Regions from separate parts of the Homo sapiens genome. Here region 1 is linked to region 2. A link is an interaction called in ENCODE POLR2A ChIA-PET data of the cell type or tissue named here. Cell type or tissue: PC-3. All regions are shown on one strand. Each heading gives the region's core, and the rest is flanking DNA. Links, peaks and the distances in the headings are about the cores only.

Region 1 (5,304 bases), core at 1,418-3,917, 160 kb after region 2:
TACATTGCCAGTTTAGAAGTTATTTTATGCTTAAAAAATGGCCCAGTCAGTTGTTCAAATAAAAAACAGCTGGAAATTCAATATCTTGGGCTGTTTCCTTGTCATCATTTATAGATGTAAGGGGTTTCATTACAATCTGAGAGGCAGTCTATGATTTAAACAAATTATCAAAAAAATTAGGCCTTGGTCAGCTCAATTTTATTAAAAGCCTTCAGATCTTAAAGGATCAATGACTACAAGAGAAAGGTTAACCCCCAGGGCTCCTGGTTGGTGAACAAACACATCAAAGTGAAATCAGAGTTAAAAGCTATTGTTCCCTTGGCTAACTTTTGCCTCTGTCATATTCAGTTGATTTGAAGAGATGAGGAATGATAAACAGGACCAGGTTACAAACATAGAACTGTTACATTTTGTTCATTTAGCCAGGAGCTTTATTCTTTTGTTTTTCATGAGATGGGTCATTTTAATAGTCAACGGTGTTGACGACAGTCACCATTCAATCTGTCATTTCTAATACAGTCTTTCCTAGGAGAATATTTCTCACGTGTTTGACAGAAAACATTATCTGTCCATCATTTCCATGGATTCCTGGGTCTCACGGGCAGAAGGACAAGGCAGATATGAGGCGGATCTGGTAAAGTAAGTCATTGTGTACTCTTTGTATTTGTTTGAAGATATTTGGTCATTTTCAGTCATATATGTGATGGAGAACCAGTTGTTAGAACAATGTGTATATTGATGGAGAAACAGGTGGGCCAGAGTGGTCGGTAGTCTGTGTGACAAACAGTGATGCCACTTTCACTATCTGAAAATGAATGAATATATTCATAGTAGTGGGCATGCAAAGGTAATAAAGACCTGACCCCCAACATCAATAATATAATAATGATGAATTCATATTCTAAATCTGATCATTTAAGGAAGGCCATCCATATCTCCATCACAATCACTTAAACAAATGCAAAAATGGATATTCTTTCTAGAATATTTCTGATGAAATTGCTTCTGAAGGCTGCAAATTAGTGCTCAAGACCCTGTTGAAAAGCAGTTTCCTGTATTCACTTATGAAGTCAAATGCAGAAATTATATTTATTTGGATTTTATTTATAGCAGAGAGAATAACTTAAAAACTGACATAGCATTCTTTTCAAATCTGAACTCAATGTCTGATTTTTGGAAGATTCATATCAGCTCTACTCTTATAAATCAGAAAACAAAAACAAAACAAACAAACAAAAAACAACAACAAAAAAAGAAAAACAGGCCCAGACACCAGCAGTGACCCAGTCAACCACTGGCCAGTCAATATGAGAGCCAGCTGGTTCTTCTAGTGAAACCTTCACCTTTCTAATCAGAGGGTTTCAGGTTTTGCTCTCTATTGAGTCAATTGCTTGAGGGTAGAAAAAGAAAATCTTCGAATTGCATTACATACCACTCCTTTCCCTTTCTATAGATTTCCCCCTCTCTCCTTTCCAGGAATATTGATTTTCTTCCCTGGGTTTCTGAAAAAGCTTTTCTCCCCAGGCATCTTTATTTGGTTTGCTGACCAAAGCATTATTCACACTTCTCCTGCGGCCACGCCAATGCCACACCCGCTGCAAGGTGCTCCCGGTCTCCTACCTCTGAACAACAGTGGTCTGAATCTCTGACTTGAGCCGTGCAGCCCTTTGAAAGAAAAGTCATTTAGGAGCTCAGCCCTCTGAGGATGTAAAGCCCGTCGCAGGTGCTTGTTTTGTCTGTCTCCGTGTGTGGAAGATGCCTTCTGTGAGGTCCTGCGCCTCTGCGTAAGCAGCTGAGTAGCTCCTTGGGCTGACAAAATACTTTGTTGTGGCTCCATTACACACCCAGGGCAACCTCTTTAGCTGGATTTTGCAGACCGGGAAATGGGCTCTGAGGGGAAGTCACGCCTCATCTCAAGGTTTACTGAGGAGCCACGAGGAGGCCCCACCGCTGCCACAGCTAACTCATGGCCTCCGGCCAGGAAGTCTGGAGATTTTAAGACCATAATGTCAGCCAGGGTGACCTCTGGAACCTGTTCACCCCTTCACCCGTTGTGAACAAGAGAGCTGAATAGCCACTATCACAGATAATAACAACAGCTGACATTATTAATAGGATGCCTTACAGGCTGTAAAATACTTTCACAAACAGGATCTCATTTGATCCTCATAATCTCAACATGAGGTGCGTAAAGCAAGCAATTATTACTAATCTCCTTTTACAGAAGAGAAAAGGAAGTCCTGAGAGATGAATCCACTTCTGGGAGGTCTGACAACGTTCAGCTTTACCTAAGCCATGGTCAGGAAACTTTTCTGCGTTCCAGGAAATGGCCGGCCACAACGACTGGCCCTTCCCTATAAAAACTTACAAAACCCTCACAGGTGACCTCCTTGTTTACCTATGACAGAACCAGACACAGTGCCAGATCCTCCAAACTCCCATTCTTTGCCTTATATGTAATCAGTTGAACTGTTTGTATCTACTGACTAATCTAGACAAGGTACTTGCTAACTTGACCTGTTTAAAAGTTCGAAATGCCAAACTTTCTTTCTTTTTTTTTTTTTTCCCATCCCACCCCACCCAGATGGAGTTTCACTCTTGTCACCCAGGCTGGAGTGAGTGCAGTGGTGCCATCTGGGCTCAGTGCAACCTCTGCCTCCCGGGTTCAAGCAATTCTCCTGCCTCAGCCTCTAGAATAGCTGGGATTACAGGCATGTGCCACCACACCCGGCTAATTTTGTTTGTTTAGTAGAGACAGGGTTTCATCATGTTGGCCAGGCTTGTTACAAACTCCTGACCTGAGGTGATCTGCTGCCTCAGCCTCCCACAGTGCTGGGATTACAAGTGTGAGCCACAGTGCCTGGCCCGAAATGCTAAACTTTCATCAAGATATTGCAATAGTCTTTTCTAAGAAAGCTCTTCCTTACTTAACTTGTGCCTGGCCCCAAATGCTAAACTTTCATCAAATATTGCAATAGTCTTTTCTAAGAAAGCTCTTCCTTACTTAACTTGGGATTTGTTTTATCTGACACAGGGCACAGGGTAAAGATCAGAGGTGGCTTCCTGTCACTCATCCAGCCAGCCACCCAGCTATGGTTACCCACAGGGCCTGATAGCCATCCCTGCCAGCGGTCAGGGTTGCATTGTGGCCCCCACTCCAGGCCTTGCTTATTGCAGGCTTGGTTCCCATGGCTGCTCTCTGTGTTCTTGCAACCTTGCATCCTGCCAGAATCTCTGGAAGAAAGCTCTTTGGCGAGAAATGAAGAACAATCCCAAAGGTGCTCCAGGAAAGTTCATTATTTTGTGTACTCTGGTGTCTTACCTTAATCAGAGAACAGTTGTCTGTGATCCTCAAAGAGGGAATTAAAGGGAGGAATGGAACCAGAATTCAGTGACAACTGGAATGAGTGACTGAGGTGTAGCGTCAATCATCAAGGTTTATTAAACTACTTAGGGTGCGTCTGGAAAAAACATGAGCCACAAATACATCTGGGGTTGTTTTTCCAAAGAGGTTTTTGGGAGATTTAGTATTTATACATTTCCTTAGAGGGAAAAGGCATGTGGAAAGAGGGGCAGGTAGGCAGTTGGCAAATACTACATTTTACATAAGATAAGGCAAATGAAGAGAGAAAGAGAGTAAAGGAATAGTCCATTTTACTTATGTCTTTGTTCTGCACCTGGGAGGAAGTTCTTCATGACATCAGTGTGGAATCAACAAACTTTAGTTTTAGGAGCTAGGCTTAGTTTGTAGACCTACAGTTATAACTGGTGGTTCTGTTGATGGGATGCCAGTGAAGAATGTACTTAGGAATGATCTGTGAGGACTGTCCTTTCCTGATGCCTGAGTCCTTTTTCTTGGGGTGAGCGGGGGGTACAAAATAGGAGCATATATTTATGGAGTACATGAGATGTTTTGATACGGGCATGCAATGTGTAATAATCATGTCATGGACAATGAGGTATCCATCCCCTCAAGCATTTATCCTTTCTTTTATGAACAATCTGATTACACTTTTTTACTTATTTTAAAATGAACAATTAAGTTATTATTGACTATAATCACCTTATTGCCAATGTTTGTCATTCTGTGCCTGGCTTATTTCACTTGATAGAATGTTCGCCAGTTCCATCCATGTTGCTGCAAATGTCAGGATCTCATTCTCTTTTAAGACTGAATAGTGCTCCATTGTGTATATGTAGCACATTTTCTTTATCCATTCATGTGTTGATGGACACAGGTTGCTTCCAAATCTTAGCTATTGTGAACAGGGCTGCAACAAACATGAGAGTGCAGAAATCTCTTGCATATACTGATTTCCTTTGTTTTGGGTGTATACCCAACAGTGGGATTGCTGGACCATATGGTAGCTCTATTTTTAGTTTTTTGAGGAACTTTCAAACTGTTCTCCATTGTGGTTGTACTAATTTATATTCCAACTAACAGTGTAGGAGTGTTCCCTTTCCTCCACATCCTCGCCAGCATTTGTTACTGCCTGTCTTTTGGATATAAGCCATTTTAACTGGGGTGAGATGATATCTCATGGTAGTTTTGTTTTGCATTTCTCTGATGATCAATGATGTTGAGCACTTTTTTGTATGCCTGTTTGCCATTTGCATGTCTTCTTCTGAGAAACCTCTATTCAAATCTTATGTCCAGTTTTTTGATCAGATTATTAGACTTTTTCCTATAGAGTTGTTTGAGTTCTTTATATATGGCGCTTATAAATCCCTTGTCAGATCGGTAGTTTGCAAATATTTTCTCCCATTATGTAGGTTGCCTCCTCACTTTGTTGATTGTTTCCTTTGCTGTGCAGAAGGTTTTTACCTTAATGTAATCCCATTTGTCCACTTCTGCTTTGGTTGCCTTGCTTGCTGGGTATTACTCAAGAAATTTTTACCCAAACCAATGTCCTGGAGAGTTTTTTCTATGTTTTCTTGTAGTAATTTCATAGTTTGAGGTCTTAGATTTAAGTCTTTAATTCATTTTGATTTAATTTTTGTATATGACCAGAGATAGGGGTCTAGTTTTATCCTGCATATGAATATCCAGTTTCCCCAGAACCATTTATTGAAGAAACTGTCTTTTCCCCAGTGTATGTTCTTGGCACCTTTATTGAAAATTCACATATTGTAGGTGTGTGGATTTATTTCTGTGTTTTCTATTCTGTTTCATTGGTCTATGTGTCTGTTTTAATGCCAGTACCATGCTATTTTGGTTACTATGGTTCTGCAGTATAATTTGAAGTCAGGTAATGTGATTCTTCCAGTTTTGTTCTATTTGCTTAGGACAGCTTTGGCTATTCT
Region 2 (5,304 bases), core at 1,852-4,351:
GGGGAGGCTTAGCTGAGGGTATCTCTCTTAGTATTGGGTCTGACACAGCTCACAGGCAGCCACAGTGGCCCTGGGATCCAAGACGCAGGTGCTCAGAGGGGCTGTGGAGCTGGGTTCTTGGGCTGAGGGTCTTGAAAACCTATTATAGCACCTGGGATGTGGGGCACAGATTCACTCTCCAAGGCACAAGTGAATGCAGTTCTTTCACTAAGCCAGGATCTGTTGCTCTGAGGCACACCCCAGCATCTCAGGCCCAGGGGGATAGAATTGTGCTTCTAACCCTTAAGGGCAGGGTATATATAGTACTGACATGGCTCCAGGAAATAAGGGATACTCTGAAGGCTTGGGCCCTGAAGACAGAGCACAGCTGCAATTCGCAACCTGCAGCCATCAGACACGACAACTTGTGTTCTGGGGTATAAGATATCATGCACTGTTACCTCTGGAACCTGATACAGCAGTATCCCAGGCTCTGTGAGGCCAGGTATAGCAGAAGGAATGAACTAGGAATGGCAAGATGCCACCATGGCTTGGGTCCTAGGAGGCAGGGAGCAGCACAGTGATGGCTCCACTCCTTAGAGAGGCAGAGAGCCTCAGCAACTTGGACTACAGGGGGGTAGTCCTGTTCTAGGTAGGTGGAGCTCTGTGGGTATTTGGAGGATAGGGTGGCACAACTCAGCCAAGGCTCTGATTCCCTGGGACCTGAGGCATTGTGTCTACTTGGCCTTGAAAAGTGCAGCTGCATGGGTCAGTGGAGCCTCTGGATCCCTGTGGGTAGGTGCGGCATCAGCTGTGGTTCTGGGAGGTGCACCTGCTCTGGTGTACTGGAGACTTAGAGCCCCTGGAGGTAGAACGCCGCTTCACCTGTGGCATGGGGTGGTGGTGCAAGACAGCTCCAGTGTGTGGAAGGCCTGAGGTCCCTCGGGGGTGGGGTGCTGCCTCAACTGTGGTGCCAGGGCGTATGACTGCTCTGGTAGTTCGAGGCTCCGGGTCCCCAGTGGTGGAGCACCACTTCCACTTAGCCCTAAGGGGAGGGTGCACCACTGACTAGGATGTGGAGGATGTAGCAGCTCAATAGCTTGATTTTAGGGAATAAAGTGTAGCAGCAGTTTTGCTTGGGATGGCACCAAGTGGGTATGGTGCACTGGTGGCTGAGCCTGAGGGATGCAAGAATTCAGTGGCTACCCACCCCCAGAGCAGGACGCACTGTAGTGTGTCTCCAGTTCCAAGATGGCACAGTACAGTAGCAGCTTGGGCCATGGTGGAAGGGCAGGGAAGAGTGTCAGCTCCTTTTCTGTGGGTAGCTCAGCGTGTGGACTCCAGAGACTTTCTCAATGGGGCTCTGAGCCTGTGAGGACTGCAGGAGTCTCCAGTAGTGAAAATTGCAGGTGTCTGCTTTGGTGATGGGGGCTGCTGGGGTCCTCTTGCTGACCTTTCCCCTGCAGGAAGGGGTCCCTCTTGGTTTCAGGCCGATCCCCACTTGTGGGCTGGGGTGGTGGAGGAGAGGTGCCTCCTTTCTTTTGCTATGTGGCCACCATGTGATTCTGTGCTCTGCAGGATTTTTGCTGCTTCTTTGCTCTTCTCTTGTGCTCTTCTTTAGTTATTTGTTGAAATGGAGTTGTTTATTTATTGTTTTGGATTTTTTTTTTTTTTGGCTGGAGGGGCTGGTGGTGGAGAGTAATAGGAGCTTCTAGTCAGCTATCTTGGTGACATTCTGTCCTGAATCCTTTATTCTTTTGAAGTTTTTCATTCATGCATCTAGTATTCAACATGTTGAGACCCCACTGTGTGCCAGATCCACAGTCAGTCACCATATATCTGGAGGGTTTTTCCTTTTTATAATGTAGTACCAACTCTTCCCTTTACTTGTTTTTACAGGTCTTTGTAAACTCTAAGTGAATGCTTCTCAAACTTCTCTGTGAATGTGATTTCCCCAGGTTGCTTATTAAAGATGTAGATTGCTTGTTCTTTATTCCTAGAGAGTCTGAGTCAGTGGGTCTTGTGTGGAGCCTAGGAATTTGAATTTTTAGCAAATACTCCAGGAGATCCCCATACAAGTGGTCCATGGACAAATACCCTTTGAGAATACTACTGTGGGGTTGGAAGTACAGGTGAGGGAGTGGTCCTTACCTTAGCCATATTAGCACATTGCTCTTAACACTGAAGTTGAGCAGCCCATAGAAAATAAGTGTGTTTGGGGCAGGACCTATAGGGTATGTCCATAGGAATGGAGTATGTGTGCATGGGTTGGAGAGAAGGGGCTGTGGGGAAAATGAAAGGGACCTCCTTCAGCTGGGATCTGCCTTCCCTGCCTCTCTTTTCCCTGAGGAGTCCTGGGTTCCAATGGTCAGGCTTCACGTTCTTCCTTTCCTGGCTTTACTTTGCTCGATGCAGCTCACCAGAGTTCAGAATTAAATGGTTTCCTTTCTTAATGGAATTTGATTTTCAGCTTGTGAAAATATAATCAAGTGGCCTGGCCCTTTGACTGTGGCCTACAGCAGCTACTTACCAGTTTAGACTATCTTGTCAGTGTTAAGATTCGAGCTGTACTTGGAATTCCCAGGAAGAGTTTTTCTTTGCTTTTCTGAGAAACAATAGTTTTCACGCCCATTATTTCCAGCTTAATTTAAAATGTTTGTTGCTTAGGGAAATGGCCTATGCTTGTGCTGGGAGGTCTTTTGCTGAGATCTGAGACTTCTGTGTTTACAGAATGAATATTCTAGCTTGGATGGACAGTTATTTGTATCCCATTCCTATGATGAAAACCAAATGGGAAATAAACCTATGAAGACTAATAGGGGACCGCGCCACCTATGGCAACTCATTTCAGCACATAAATTTGTTTTCTTTTACCTTCAACATAAAAATCCTTTGTAAATCTCCCTTGGTAGTATCCAAAATCGCATGTCTGATCTTTTATGTACGAATCACTTCTGAAAATATCCCTGCAATTTCAATGCTATCTGGAGCAGTTACAGTCCATATTCTATGTAAAGGACTGATGGAGAAAGAGGAATAAATATTATGGCAATTATTACTATGAGCTTTTATTTTAAGCTGCAAAGCCCAAGATTTCTATGGTGATATAAGTACATCAAACTGTATTTTTTCTAGTCACATCTAAACTGGGCAATAGTAGCATATCAATAAACTTCAATTACACTCAAGAAAATACTAAAAGTGAATCTCCAGTGATGCTCAATAAAGTCTGCAGGCGCATTAGAGTTACATACAGCAGTGACATCCATCTGGTATTTTTCAGTGACTTCTAGTCAATTACTACATTTCATCCTGTGTAATCCTCTTTTATCTTCAGTTCCTGCTGGTGCAGTAATTCTCACTCTGCTGCATCTGTGGCTTTACTGTGAATTTTTATTGCCCAGGAGTCAGTGCGTCCCTTCCTGCCCCAGGATGTTGTTGAACTGTATCTGTTGAAGATTTAATCGCAATGTAGAGACACATAGGAAATATATAAAGTGACTGGCAACATCACTAAAAAATGGGCATGCTTTGAAATAAAATGTTGCCTTTCAGTCAAGTATGGATTCCATGAACCTTTGGACCTAGAGTCTGGAGTGTTGTTTTTAGCAGTGTTGTTTTTAAAGGGTAAAAAAGTAAACAAAAGAAAACAAAAAGAAGCAAAATCAATCCTGTCTGATGGTGATCTTTCGGAAAGGAGCTTTTGTACACATTTTATATACATGCTACATTTGTGTAAGTGTTTTATGTGTATATGAAAATGTACATGTGTATAAGTGGTATATATTGTAATTTGTATTCATGTTATAAAATATATTTTATATTTTGGAAAGCCGAATGTATTTTTTAAAAATCCAGGCTTTACTTTTTGGAGCAGTTGTAGGTTCACAGCAAAATTGAGAGGAAGATACAGAGATTTCCCATGTACCCCCTGCAAATTATCTCCCACTGCCAACGCCCCCCACCACATATTCTATTTGTTGTAATCAATGAACCTACATTGACACATCATTATCACCCAAATTCATAGTTTACATTAGGGCTCACTCTTGGAATTGTACATTTTCTGGGTTTTGACAAATGTGTAATGGCATGAATCCACCTTAACCTACCTTTCTGGTAGCATATAGAACAGTTTCTCTGCCCTAAGGTCCTCTGTGCTTCACCTGTTCGTCTCTCCATCCCCGCACTTCTGACGACCACTGATCTTTTTCTGTCTCCATATTTTTTGAGGACATGATATAGTTGGAATCACAACGTGTGTGGCTTTTACAGATTGGCTTCTTTTACTCAGTAATATGCATTTAAGATTCTTCCATGTTTTTTCATGGCTTGATAATAGCTGTATTTTTTTTTTTTTGAGTCAGAGTCTCGCTTTATCGCCCAGGCTAGAGTGCAGTGGCGCGATGTCAGCTCACTGCAAGCTGATAATAGCTGTATTTTTAAAAGAATTAATGAGTAATAAAACAGAATGTATTCATTGTTTAGTTTTTGAGAAAACTTACTTTGTTTGGTTTTGTTTTTAAGACAGAGTCTCACTCTGTTGCCCGTGCTGGAGTGCAATGGTGTGATCTCGGCTCACTGCAACCTCCACCTCCTGGGCTCAAGCCATCCTCCCGCCACAGCATCCCAAGTAGCTGAGACTACTGGTGTGTGCCACCATGCCCAGCTAATATTTGTATTTTTTGTAGAAATGGGGCTTTACCATGTTGCCCATGCTGGTCTTGAAATCCTGTGCTCAAGTGATTCTCCCGCCTCAGCCTCTCAAAGTGCTGGGATAATAGGCATGAGCCGCTGTGCCCTGCCAAGAGAAAACTTATTTTAATAAAATAGAGAGCGAGAAATGGAAGAAAATTGTGAGGCAGTCTTTATGTGCCTCTATCCTTCTTATTCCTTTGCCTTCAACATAAAAATAATTTGTAAGTTTACTTTTCCTCTCTCGTTTCCTTTAGTTTGCACCATTTTTGTTCTCTACTCTCATGCTACTCCTCCTCAACCCCCATGAAAGCCCTTTCTAATTGTACCTGGAAGATGTTTATTAATTCAATCATTTGGTCAGTCAGGCAAGGTGGCCTGCTAGAAAGTAGGGAGGGAGGGTGAAGAAGTTTCAGAGGGACCGTCTCACCACGCACTGTTTTCTGTCCTCACCATGTGTAAACATTCTTTTGATGTAAACACCACACAGCAGGCTTGGCTTGATTTGCCTTATTGCTAAATCTTCCTGGGCCCCTGAAGTTCCAGCTGCCAGATATTTACTCATAAAACCTTAAATCCCAAGAAGGGTGATGAGATTGGCCAGCTCTCCTACAATGACAAGAATAAAGA

What was found. ChIA-PET counts read pairs that join two places held together with the same protein. Peaks named below come from ENCODE experiments on the same cell type or tissue, not always from the same donor. Only the 100,000 strongest peaks of a DNase experiment are listed, where the experiment ranks them.
Region 1: POLR2A ChIA-PET joins it to region 2 with 6 read pairs; 2 of 35 experiments call an interaction of 5 or more read pairs at or near these places.

Annotation. Positions count from the first base shown.
Region 1 is chr13:101,024,160-101,029,463 of GRCh38, forward strand. NALCN-AS1 (NALCN antisense RNA 1) reads left to right here. Exons shown (of 8, transcript NR_047687.1): 4 at 520-639. Among named protein-coding and RNA genes, the nearest start is that of LINC00411, 82 kb to the left of the region's middle. In PC-3, for the core only: no CTCF peak of the experiment used is centred there; DNase peaks (open chromatin) are centred at 1,532, 1,962 and 2,372; H3K4me3 peaks cover 1,517 bases; H3K27ac peaks cover 2,111 bases.
Region 2 is chr13:100,867,755-100,873,058 of GRCh38, forward strand. The region is part of intron 2 of NALCN-AS1 (NALCN antisense RNA 1); the gene reads left to right. Among named protein-coding and RNA genes, the nearest start is that of LINC00411, 74 kb to the right of the region's middle. In PC-3, for the core only: no CTCF peak of the experiment used is centred there; no DNase peak of the experiment used is centred there.